Linked DNA regions of Homo sapiens: regions 1 and 2 are each linked to region 3. A link is a contact called in ENCODE Hi-C or POLR2A ChIA-PET data. All regions are on one chromosome and are shown on one strand. The core of a region is the stretch at or near the end of the contact, and the rest is flanking DNA. Distances in the headings are between cores, read along the strand shown. Region 1 holds the start of B3GALT1 (beta-1,3-galactosyltransferase 1). Region 2 holds the start of PHOSPHO2-KLHL23 (PHOSPHO2-KLHL23 readthrough). Region 3 holds the start of CERS6 (ceramide synthase 6).

Region 1 (3,398 bases), core at 536-3,035, 1.2 Mb before region 3:
AATATCAGCTCCTCCCCATGAATAAAATATATTTTTGAATAAATATATTTTTCTTTCTCTCCCAGATTTCAGCTTCACTCTTTTATTCCTTTATTATTCATTTTTCCCCTTTATTACCTCATATAGTCAATTAGGGTGCTGATTTTATGTCATTGCACAATAATAAAGAACTACATATACAATTTCTGAAAACAAAACAACAACAAAAACCCCTCTCTAGATTAAAAATCTAGTGTGGTGTGGTCCATATTCTCTGTTTTTAGCCTTTAAAAAAATGAACTTATCTATTAGCACAGCCAGTTCTTTTAAGAAGAGATCATCTGGCTCCCAAACTACATTGGTCAAATTACTGAAGGGGAGGAAGGCATAAGAGAATTGGAAAAAACAGTGATGATATGCACATAATTTCTATAGTACTAAAAGATGGCAATACACATCTATTTTGCAATCAAATTTTCCTCATAATGCTAATAAAATTTAGACAGGGTTTGTTTTGGTGATCACAGGATATATGGAGTTTTTAAAGAGTAAGGTAAGTGAAGAAAAGGGTGATTATTATTGCAAACAAAAAGGATCCCTTAAAAATACAATTAGCAAGAAGAGCTTCAGCATCATAGCTAAGACACATTGAATTCCAGCAATTTGTCAACTATGTAGCTGATATACACACTTGATTTTTGACCCTCACAACAACGTTGTGAGGTGGGTATGACTATTTATCAGAGGGTCACTTTGGGAAGGTCCCAAGCTTATTACAACCTTCATGTACAACTTTTTTTTTTTTTTTTACTAGAACATTGTAATATAAACTTATTGGTAGAACTCTGAGCCATTCAGACATATTTGTACTAAAGAAACTAAAAATGTTCCATAAGGGAAGATCATTACAATTTAGGGGAGAGTGGTGCAGAAAAACATTTTGTGGCTTTTGTTTTCTTTTTCTTTTATTGCTAAATAACATTACTTCGCTAGTGTTTGAGTCAAACACACATTAAAAAAAACTATTAGAACATTCAGACTTGATTATCCAAAGAAAAAGGAAAAAAAGGAAGCCAACCAATTAGGGTGGCTGCTTAAATTATCTTTCCCCATTCTCAAGGTTTTTTGTTTGTTTGTTTGTTGCGTTTGGGGTGGGGAGGTGAGGGGCGTTTATTTGGAGGGAAGACGGGGAAGGTCCACTCTGCCTACAACTCCGACATTTCTCCGTGTGCCTCTTTGCTAGCTGGGGACACTTCGTGGCTGATTACTATGAGGAGTGGTTCGAAGCCTAAGAAGTAGTACTCTTTTCAGCTGCCAAAGGGAGAAGGACGGGGGCGCTGTCTGGTGACTGTTCGCGTGATTCCTTCAAGGCGGCGACCACCTCCTGGGATTCGCTCTCCAGCCGCGCCGTTCGTACTCGGGTCCCGCGACCCCTCCCCGCTCCCCCCTCGCCCCAGCGATGCCAAGACGCTGAACCGCAGGGACGAGGCTCTGGGGACAAAGTCACCCCGCGGCGCCCTTTCCTGCCAAGCCGCGGGCTCCTGGCGGTCAGAAAGCGCCCCAGGCCCACCCCTGCGGGCCCGGCTTTCCCTCCTCACCTAAGGCTCCGGGGCCACGAGTCCCCCATCCTGCGCCCCTCCCGCGCCTCCCCCATCCCAAACCCCAGCAGCGTCGCTGCCTCTCCCGGAAACAAGCCCGCTGAGCAAAGGCGGAGGAAAACCTTGGGCCTTCCGCTCTGATTGGTCTCCCCCCGCCGAGCGGGGCGAGGCAGCGATTGGCTGCCGGGCGTTGTCAGTCGCCGAGGCCAGAGCCATCGCCGGGGAAGCGCAGCCGGGCTCGGGTGCTTCGGCTGCCGCCGCGGCTGCTCGGCTAGTGCAGCTGGGCGAGCTCGCGCGGGCGCCGCCGCCGCCTCTGCTGCTGCCCACCCCGCCGCGCCGCCGGCGCTGCCGGTCTTGCAGGCGGCCGCCGGGGAGGGGCGGCCGAGAGAGCGGAGCACGAGGAGGCGGGGGCGGCAGAGAAGTGATGCTGGCGCCGGGGATCGGGGCAGCGGCAGCGGAGCAGCAGCATCTTCGGGACCCTGGCTGCAGCGTCCCTGTGGCCCGCGCGCCAGCCCAGCGGCCGGAGACCACGCGCCCCGCGGGTAAGGTTCTGTCCGGCAGCGCCCGCGACGCCCCCGGGACGGCTGGCGTGGTCTTTGGGGGTTACGAGGCGCGTGGTGGCCGGGGCATCCCGACGAAGGTGTTGGGACCCGGACTGCGTGTCCCGACGCTGGGCTGTGCTACTGCCCGCGCCCGTGCGGCTCCAGCTGGTGCGTTCTCCCTTCCGCGCTCACAGACTTTGACAGCGCGGGGATGGCATTGTGTGAGTGTGGATGTGGATGCGTGTGTGCGCGCGCGCGGCTTGGGGCACTTTGCAGCGAGAACAGTGGGTCCCCTCTGCGTGGCCCGACGTCCTTCAAGGACCCAAGCTGGGCTGGAGTGAGTAGGATGCTGTTGGCTCGGCGGGAGGTAGAACGCACGGAGCGCACGGGAAAGTCCACCGTGGCTCGTAAAGAGCCGAGCAAATTGAACTTTATTGCGGTGATTAAAAGGAGCTGTGGACCTGGCGCGCCAGGGGAGAGGCGCGTTCCACGAGGCTCCCCAAAGTCCCACTTTGCCCCGGGGACTTCGGAGGGGAAGGGAAGAGAGGGAAAAGTAACTGTTGGTCCACATTGCTGAAGAAAAGGAGGAAAGAGAAGTTGGGGGTGGGGGTGGGGGTGGAGGTTACTCTTGGGGGAGTGGCGACTTTTAGGTGTCTGAAGCCCCGCGTGGGAGGCTTGCTACACTTTTCTGGAGCGCAGACTTGAGGATGGAGAGTCCCACTCTGAGGTACTGGTAGCGGCTCCTCCTGCCTGGTGGCGGCGTAGGGCGCAGCGGGACAGCTTGGTGGAGGCAGAGCGGGGCTCCGACGCCCGACGGCCCGGCGTCCAGGTGGGGCCACTGCCTCCCCAGGCCGCTTTGGCCCGCTGACCTCCCAGGTTGAGACCCGGCCTGGTGCGCCTCTGGCAGCTGCCAAATGCCTGGCGGCTCCGCTTTCCGACAAAGTTCAGGCCCGCTGGGGTCTGGTCCATCAGACCTAGGACACGTTAACCACGCAGAGTAACCAGGTTAGGGTACCCAGCTGCCTCCAGAGCGTTTTTGTTTCATATTAGATTATCTTATTTGATAAAGCTGTTGAGAGTTCCACCCGTGCTGCAAAGCCTTCCGCAGAAGGCGAATTCTTTGCGCTGCTGCAAATGGATGGTGCTACTGGGCCAGATCCGAATCTCCGTAGTTCAGTGCAGTGGGTTCTCCATCCCTGCTCAGGACGCACAAACTTACTCTTGGCGATTGTTTTCTATGTGGCTCCTTGTCTCCGTGGGAGTATCTGCTTAGGAAAGT
Region 2 (3,584 bases), core at 351-2,850, 1.2 Mb after region 3:
TGATTACTGTGGTTATCTAGGCTGACACGGGGCTGGGAGAAAAGTATAGGACTATGGCAAGTTAAAATGCCAAAAACCTTGCTGTTGTTACAAAAATCCAGCTGTTTTTCTTTAGTAAACACTCTACAAATTGTTGCAAGCCTTTGGTTAATTTCCAGAGTTCTGAAAAAGTCGATATTGATGATTTTTGCCACTGTTCTTGTTGATTTTATGGAGGAGAGGATTTCAGGCATAGATCCTATTTCACCATTCTGGCTGATGTCATCCCACTAAATCTTTATAAATTATTTATTTTACTAATAGCTGCACACATCTCTGAACCTCTCTCCAACTTAGCCTTCCCCTAAAAATGGAGATTAAAATTTAGCAGTGAGGCTCAGGTGGAAGCTTTTGAGCTAGTTGCCACAAAACATTATTTAACAACTATTAGGTAAATCTAAACCAGGTAGTGCAGAAATGCATATGCAGGAAAGTGAATGTGTGGGACTAATTGTGCTTTTCCAAAACTGGCCATGTTGGTACTGTTTCTTTCCTTTTACATGGCAAAAGTCCGCTGCTAACCTCATAAAACCTCCACTGCATAAATATCCACTAGTGAAGAATGACTGGCTGTCACTCTGCATCTGGTGCAGGGGGCACTATTGCTACAGAAGCTCGGGCAATGACATGAAGATACTTCAAATTGCCAAAGTTCTAGTTGTCACCATGACAACATTAATTGCTAATTTACAGACGTAAGAAACTGTTGTAGCTAGAATTGATAGAGTTCTTTAGAAGTCTATTTCTATTCCAAAATCAAATTGTTATAACAGGTCACCTGAATTACAGTACTTTATGTCACACGATTTTTTTTTAACTCTCTAAAAGCATTTGACTTAGAGAGAGACCTTATATTTACTTTAGAGAGGAGGAAATGGAGATATTTCCTTCAGAGACTTTTAGTAAAGACCAATCAGCAGGTTTGCAGAAGAGCCAAGCCTCTAAAGAGGTGACTTATATTTCCAAGAGATATTCCAATTCAATCAGTGAATAACAAACTTTAAGCGTGCGGGAAATTTAACAAAACCCAGACTCTCAGAGCTGCAACTGCGCAGTTTTAGGTCAGCTGGGGCTGGGGGTGGGGGTCTCTGATTTCCTATCTTTTCTCCACCCCTATTTCTGTAAACATTCTCCCACCCACTTCCACTCCCCGTTTCCCTCCTTCACCCATTCACCTGAGGGCAAGACGGCCTAACTTCACACAGAGCCCAAAGATGCTTATTGAGGATGCTTTCGACCTGGTGGAGTCCATTTCAAAAGGCAACTGAAGCCCTCATTCGGCATCCTCGCCTCTCACTCCATGCCGGGGGTCCAGAAACAATCCCTGTCCCTGGATAGGTCAGTTTAGCTCACCTGTACTTTCCTTCGCCCGTCCACAGCGCCGTCCAAACCGTACCAGCATCTCTGACGAGGTGTCCATGATGCTCCTAGATCTGGAAAAGTGACTGTGGCGCCAAGCGCCGCGGACGCCAGCCGGTGGAGTTGTTACTCGTACCACGCGGTTGCTTGGCAACGCCGCCGGAAGTGACGCCAGCCGTAGCCGAGGAACAAGGGAGGTGCTGCAGTTGGCGGTCGGGCTAGAGAAGAGAGGCGCCTGCGCTTGCGAGCTGGGCTTGTGAGTGGGGCTGCCGAGAGGGCAGGCGTGGGGCGAGGCCAAAGGACTGAACCCGCAGGAGCGTCACGGGCGCCGGGGCGGCTGCCGACGGCGGGACTGGGTCAGTGAGAAGCCCGTGGGCCCCCGCCCTGCCTGCTACTCCCATCCCCACCTGCGCGCTCCCCATGGGGGACGACCCCCGATTGGGTCCGATGCCTACCCTCGGGGTGGAGCCGGCAGGTGTGTGAGCGCGCGAGGCCTAGGCGTGGTGTGTGCGTCCGCAGATCTCCTCGCGGGTGGAGTGTGAGGAGCAAAGCCCTCCCTTAACTATAAAAACCCGCGGATTCGCTGACATAAACGCTGTTTTTTTAATCCTTTGGTTTCTGAGGCATGGTCAGGACTAGATGGGGCCAAGTTTTTTAAAAATAGGAATGTTAAAACGTAATGATATGCTTAGAATATTTACGTTAGGACCTTTGAGATATTTTAAATTTCTTGGTAAATACATGACCACAGAAATCTGTTAGGAGTAGCTGCGCGTTTGGTTTCAAAAGATGCTTTTCTAACACATTGATGTACAGATAACTTCATTACTAACAAGTTGGCTCTGACGTGTACACATAATGCACCAAATTGGAGTCTCTCAAAATGAAAGAACAAAAAGATTTTTAATAACGAATGTTCTAACACATAGTCGTGCTATTTTTCTTTAGGTTTTCTATCAGATGTTCCACGTAATAATGCTGGTAAGTATGGAATAATTAAGAAAATATTTGAAGACAGAAATTAGTTTGTGCACATACAGCGCTGGTAGGTTTTTGGAACTATACCTTAAAAAGTGTCAAGAACTGGGGGCCAGGCGCGGTGGCTCACGCCTGTAATCCCAGCACTTTGGGAGGCCGAGGCGGGCGGATCACGAGGTCAGGAGATCGAGACCATCCTGGCTAACACGGTGAAACCCTGTCTCTAGCAAAAATACAAAAAAATTAGCCAGGCGTGGTGGCGGGCGCCTGTAGTTCCAGGTACTCTGGAGGCTGAGGCAGGAGAATGGCGTGAACCTGGGAGGCGGAGCTTGCAGTGAGCCGACCATCGTGCCACTGCACTCCAGCCTGGGCGACAGAGCGAGACTCCGTCTCAAAAAAAAAAAAAGTTTCAAGAACTGGGAAGGAACAGAGATTTTTACCCTGTTTGCAGGCTAACTTAGCCTGGCAGTTTCATGGAAGACACAAGACTATTCATTTCAGGAATGAATTACTCCCAGCAGTAGCCAGTAAATCAGCAATTTCGCCTGAGTTCCCTAAAGCCCCAGTTCCCACAGGATAATGCAAAGTGGGCAAGAAGTCACCTAGATGTAGTGTGTGTCGAATTACAGGAAAGGAGCCCTGAGCTTAGGGAACCCAGATCTTTATCATTTGGACAAATAAGCATGTTTCTCAAGGCTGTCCAGTGTACAAACATCCTTGAGACAATAGTCTAGAGGAAAGGGCAGTCAGTAAGACATGCAGAACCACCAGAGACGCAGGGAAAATTGTCTCCCAACAACAATTTTCTGGAATTTTAACAAAATTGGTTACAAAAGTATTGAATCTCATGATTTGATGTCAGTTACTTGCCAATTTGACATGGTGGTCAGATATAATTTGACTTCAGACTCGAGATTCCAGCTCCAACCTGTGGATTGTCACAACCAAGTCAATCTAGAGTTATTTGTCCTATACCCACCACTCTTTTATTTCTTTGTTGTGAATTTAATAAGGTAGCATATGCACTCTGATCTGAAACAGAGTTTAAATTATTCTGAGAAGAAAAAAATTTTATTACAAAATTGATGTAGAAAAAGTGTGAACTACGGTTGAACCAACCATAACCATCCCACTGCACATGTAAACATTTTCTAAAACAAAAACAGGATTATACTGTACACACTATTTTGTGACTTGCTTATTTAATT
Region 3 (3,645 bases), core at 1,107-3,606:
AAACTGGGAGTTGGGAGGTTACTGGAGTAATGTGAATTAGAAGTATTGGTTGTTTGGACCAAGATGGTAGCAGGGGAGGTGGTGAGAGATGGTGAGATTATGGTTTTAAAATGGTGCTGATGGGATTTGGGATGGATTGGAAAGGAGGTATGAGAGAAAGAGAGAAGGGGAAAAAATGACTCCACATTTTTGGCTTGAGCCAAGACTACAGGAGGAAGAGATTTCAAGGGGAAGATTAATAGTTTGGTCATGAGATAGCTTTTAGACATCTGAGTGGTGGTGTTAAATTGCCAGTGGATTTAAGAGTCAGAAGGTCAGGAAAAAGTTCATGGCTAGAGATATAAATATGGGAGCTATTAGCATGACATTGGAGGGCATACAGATGTCATTAAAAGCCACGAGACTGGATAAAATCACCAAATGAATACATTCAGATAGAAAAGTGAAGAGGAAAAAAGACTGACTCCTAGGCCACTATAACTTCTAGGGGTTAGAAAAGTGAGGAGTAACCAGGAAGGAGACTGAGAAGAAATGGCCATGAAGGAGGAAGAAACCCAGAAGAGTGAGGTTTCTGGAAGCCAAGTCAAGAATGTTTTAAGACACACGACCTGACAACTGGGCCAAATGCTACTGACAGAGGTGTTGTGAACTGCTATGAACTGAATGTGTGTGTCCCCCAAAATTCATATGCTGAAATCCTAGTTCCCAATGTGATAGTATTCAGAGACAGAGTCTTTGGGAGGTAATTAGCTAATGAGGGTAGAACCTTCATGAATGGGATTAGTGCCCTTATAAGAAGATAGGGCACTAATCTGTGTTTCCTCTTTCTGTGCTCTCTGCCATGTGAGGATACACAAGAAAACAGCTGTTTTCAAACCAGGAAGAGGATCCTTGCCAGACACTGGATCTGCCTGCATGTTGATCTTGGACTTCCCTGCCTCCAGAACCGTGAGGAATAAATTCTGCTGTTTAAGCCACCTAGTCTAAGCAGCCTGGACTAAGATAAGAACTGACCTTTGTGTTTAGCAGCATGAAGATCACAGGTGACCTTGGGCAGTTTCAATGCAGCAGAGGAGACAAATGTCCAAATGGAAGTTCAAAAGAAAATGAGGGGAGAGAAATTGGAAGCACCAGTATAGGCCATTCTTCAGTTTCACTTTCAAGAGATAGAGTGGAAAGAGGGGAGGGAAGAGTAAAAGAAACTCCCTCTCTCTGTGTGTGTGTGTGTGTGTGTGTGTGCGGTTATATGCCCACTGGAAAGGTTTAGTATAGCCTACTGGCAGCACCAGGCAGAAAATGAATGTGAGAAAAATGAACAAAAATGCCCCAGAACCATGTATACATGGGCCATGGAATGAATTCACACATGGCTCCTGTATCAATGGGGAAATGCATTGCGGGAGGGAAGGTGCCTGGGTTAGGCCTCACAGGCCTAATGCCTTAAAGGTTTTAGATTCAAAAGGCAGAAATAATGAGCCTGCCGAGTAGCACAGTGGAGGTTCTCATGATGTGCCAGGTCAAAATGTGGTCTAGCAGCCTTTTCAGAGAGGTTAGTTGAGAGGGGTGGTTTTACAGAACGCTGCAGTTGCTATCATCATCATCATCATCATCATCATCGTCATCAAGTAGCAATTAATAATCAAATAGCAATTAAGTGCCTAATTTTTTGTACCACCTCATAAATCAATATAGGGGGGCTTGTTCCCTGGGGGAGCTACTTTGATGAGAAGCAGCAGTATAAAAGACCGGAAAGTCAAAGATTGGGGAAAGGCAGGCGTGGGGCAGAGGCAGAAGGCTCTTGCCAAACCATCCTGCCTCAGTTCCTGATTTTTCACCCTGCCTCTCCAAGCGCGGGAGTGGAGGATCCTTTCCCTCCCACTTCCTCCTTTGCTCTTTACCCCTCCCCCTCCCCCCCCCTTTTTTTTTTTTTGCTGTCCTCCTGGAGCAGGGCTGGTTCTGAAGCTTGGCGGCAGCCCCTACCTGCTGACCCACCGCCTCCGGGCGCACGGGAAGAGGACTGAGAGCCCTGAAACCCCAGCGGGGCAGGAGCCAGCATTCTGAGCATGTGCGAGCCAGCCAGGGGGCTAGGGCGGATTTGGGGGGTCGACTTTAGGTCGTCGCCCTAAGCGCAAAGCGAAAGAGCGGTGAGAGCAGGGGCGGGCGACACTCCCCGGAGCGGTGCCCCTGCGCCCAGGGCGCAGCGACTGCGCCCTGCCCTGCGGGTGTGGGCGAGTTGGCCGCGTGTGTGCCTCGCTGTTTGACGCGAAGACGAGCCAATCAGGGCGGGCGGCCCGAGCTGCCATGTGACGGGCAAGGCGGCCCCTTTCCCCAGCGCGGCCAGAGGGAGGAGAGAACCGGGGCTCGCCGCGAGCCTTCGAGAGCAGCGGCCGCGGAGGAGGCGGCGGCGGCGGGCGGGAGCAGCGGCGGCGGCGGCACAGGCTCGGGGCCAGCCGGGCGCGCATCCCCGGGCGCCCTGCGCGGTGGAGAGCTTGGCGGGCTGCGGGTGCCGCAGGACAGGAGTGGACAAAGCAAGATGGCAGGGATCTTAGCCTGGTTCTGGAACGAGAGGTTTTGGCTCCCGCACAATGTCACCTGGGCGGACCTGAAGAACACGGAGGAGGCCACCTTCCCGCAGGCTGAGGACCTCTATCTCGCTTTTCCCCTGGCCTTCTGTATCTTCATGGTGCGGCTCATCTTCGAGAGGTAAGAAGGGCTGAAGCCCCTCCTCCCCTCCCCCTGCGCACACACACGCGCGCACACACTCGCGCGCTCTCTGGCGCACGCCCCCGCGCCCCCAACGCTCGCGTTCACGCCTCCCAACCTTTGTGTTCGGGGAGGGGTTGCTGACCCCCCTGCCCCGCTGGCTTTCTGGGAGCCAGAAAGGGTCTGGCTTGCCACGGATTTCCTCCCGGGCGCCGGGGAGGAGCCGCGGAGCGTTAGGGTCGCCCCCTGCCCTCCTCCTGGGCCCTGCTCTCCTCCCGGCAAGGGCAGGCGAACAAAGGTGAGCGGTGGTCGGGCTCAGGACCCGCCGCATTCCGCGGGGCTCGCCCCTCTCCGCCGGCGCGCCACGCAAGGCTGCCAGGCAGGGCTTCCCGCCGGGGCCCGCGCCACCCACCTGACAGCCAGGAACGTTCCGGACGCGCGGCCCGGAGGGAGGAGGAACCGCGCACACTTCAATCTTTATGCTCCGGCACACGGATTGTAGGGGTTGTGCTTCAAAAGAATTCGCCAGGGACTTCCTGGCTTCTGGTCGCTGTTTGGTTTTTATCCGTGAAACTATCAGGCCCACAGTCCTGGCAAATAGGGGATAATAGCATTTCAGGTTATTAGCGGTTTCTTTAAAAGAGGATGTGACAGGACGGGTCCACATCCTGCAAAATGGTGATATTAAACTGATAACCCTGTCCTGTGAATAATCATAAACTTCTTTTTTGGTACTCGAAGGCACTTAAAATTTTGAGGAATTGTCATGCAATTGTATAGTTCCTCGGTTTGGTTGGATATCTCCATTGTGTCACATACAAACTTGTGTTATTCTCATGGAATTCGTTTTCGTCGCGAAACTAGATTGTGCCTGCCATGCATTCTCTGGGTGCTACTGAAAGAAAACCAGGACAGCAGCACACTTTTTTTTTCGTAACAGAA

Evidence for each region. A loop is a pair of places that touch in the nucleus more often than their neighbours do. ChIA-PET counts read pairs that join two places held with the same protein, here RNA polymerase II (POLR2A). Pooled maps may share reads with other maps.
Region 1: a map of ascending aorta shows a loop between it and region 3 (4-fold over the local background). The contact joins the promoter of B3GALT1 here to the promoter of CERS6 in region 3. A Hi-C loop is called at or near these places in 2 of 168 maps with a recorded cell type or tissue (ascending aorta and naive thymus-derived CD4-positive, alpha-beta T cell) and 8 of 50 pooled maps.
Region 2: a pooled map shows a loop between it and region 3 (5-fold over the local background). The contact joins the promoter of PHOSPHO2-KLHL23 here to the promoter of CERS6 in region 3. A Hi-C loop is called at or near these places in 4 of 50 pooled maps. POLR2A ChIA-PET finds 5 or more read pairs at or near these places in 2 of 52 experiments (Panc1 and naive thymus-derived CD8-positive, alpha-beta T cell).

Annotation. Positions count from the first base shown.
Region 1 is chr2:167,291,216-167,294,613 of GRCh38, forward strand. B3GALT1 (beta-1,3-galactosyltransferase 1) reads left to right here and starts at 1,786. Exons shown (of 5, transcript NM_020981.4): 1 at 1,786-2,119. RefSeq lists enhancers at 1,052-1,665, 2,894-3,398 and a silencer at 1,901-1,950.
Region 2 is chr2:169,692,869-169,696,452 of GRCh38, forward strand. PHOSPHO2-KLHL23 (PHOSPHO2-KLHL23 readthrough) reads left to right here and starts at 1,601. Exons shown (of 5, transcript NR_144936.2): 1 at 1,601-1,754; 2 at 2,347-2,379. It overlaps CFAP210 (cilia and flagella associated protein 210), which reads right to left and starts at 1,537. Exons shown (of 9, transcript NM_001085447.2): 1 at 1,393-1,537. The coding sequence starts at 1,459. PHOSPHO2 (phosphatase, orphan 2) reads left to right here and starts at 1,601. Exons shown (of 4, transcript NM_001008489.4): 1 at 1,601-1,754; 2 at 2,347-2,379. RefSeq lists an enhancer at 1,320-1,499 and a silencer at 1,630-1,909.
Region 3 is chr2:168,453,916-168,457,560 of GRCh38, forward strand. It overlaps CERS6 (ceramide synthase 6), which reads left to right and starts at 2,357. Exons shown (of 10, transcript NM_203463.3): 1 at 2,357-2,703. The coding sequence starts at 2,534. It overlaps LOC102724081 (a long non-coding RNA gene), which reads right to left. Exons shown (of 4, transcript XR_002959433.2): 1 at 3,116-3,645. RefSeq lists silencers at 1,949-2,168, 2,199-2,288, 2,409-2,538, 2,989-3,048.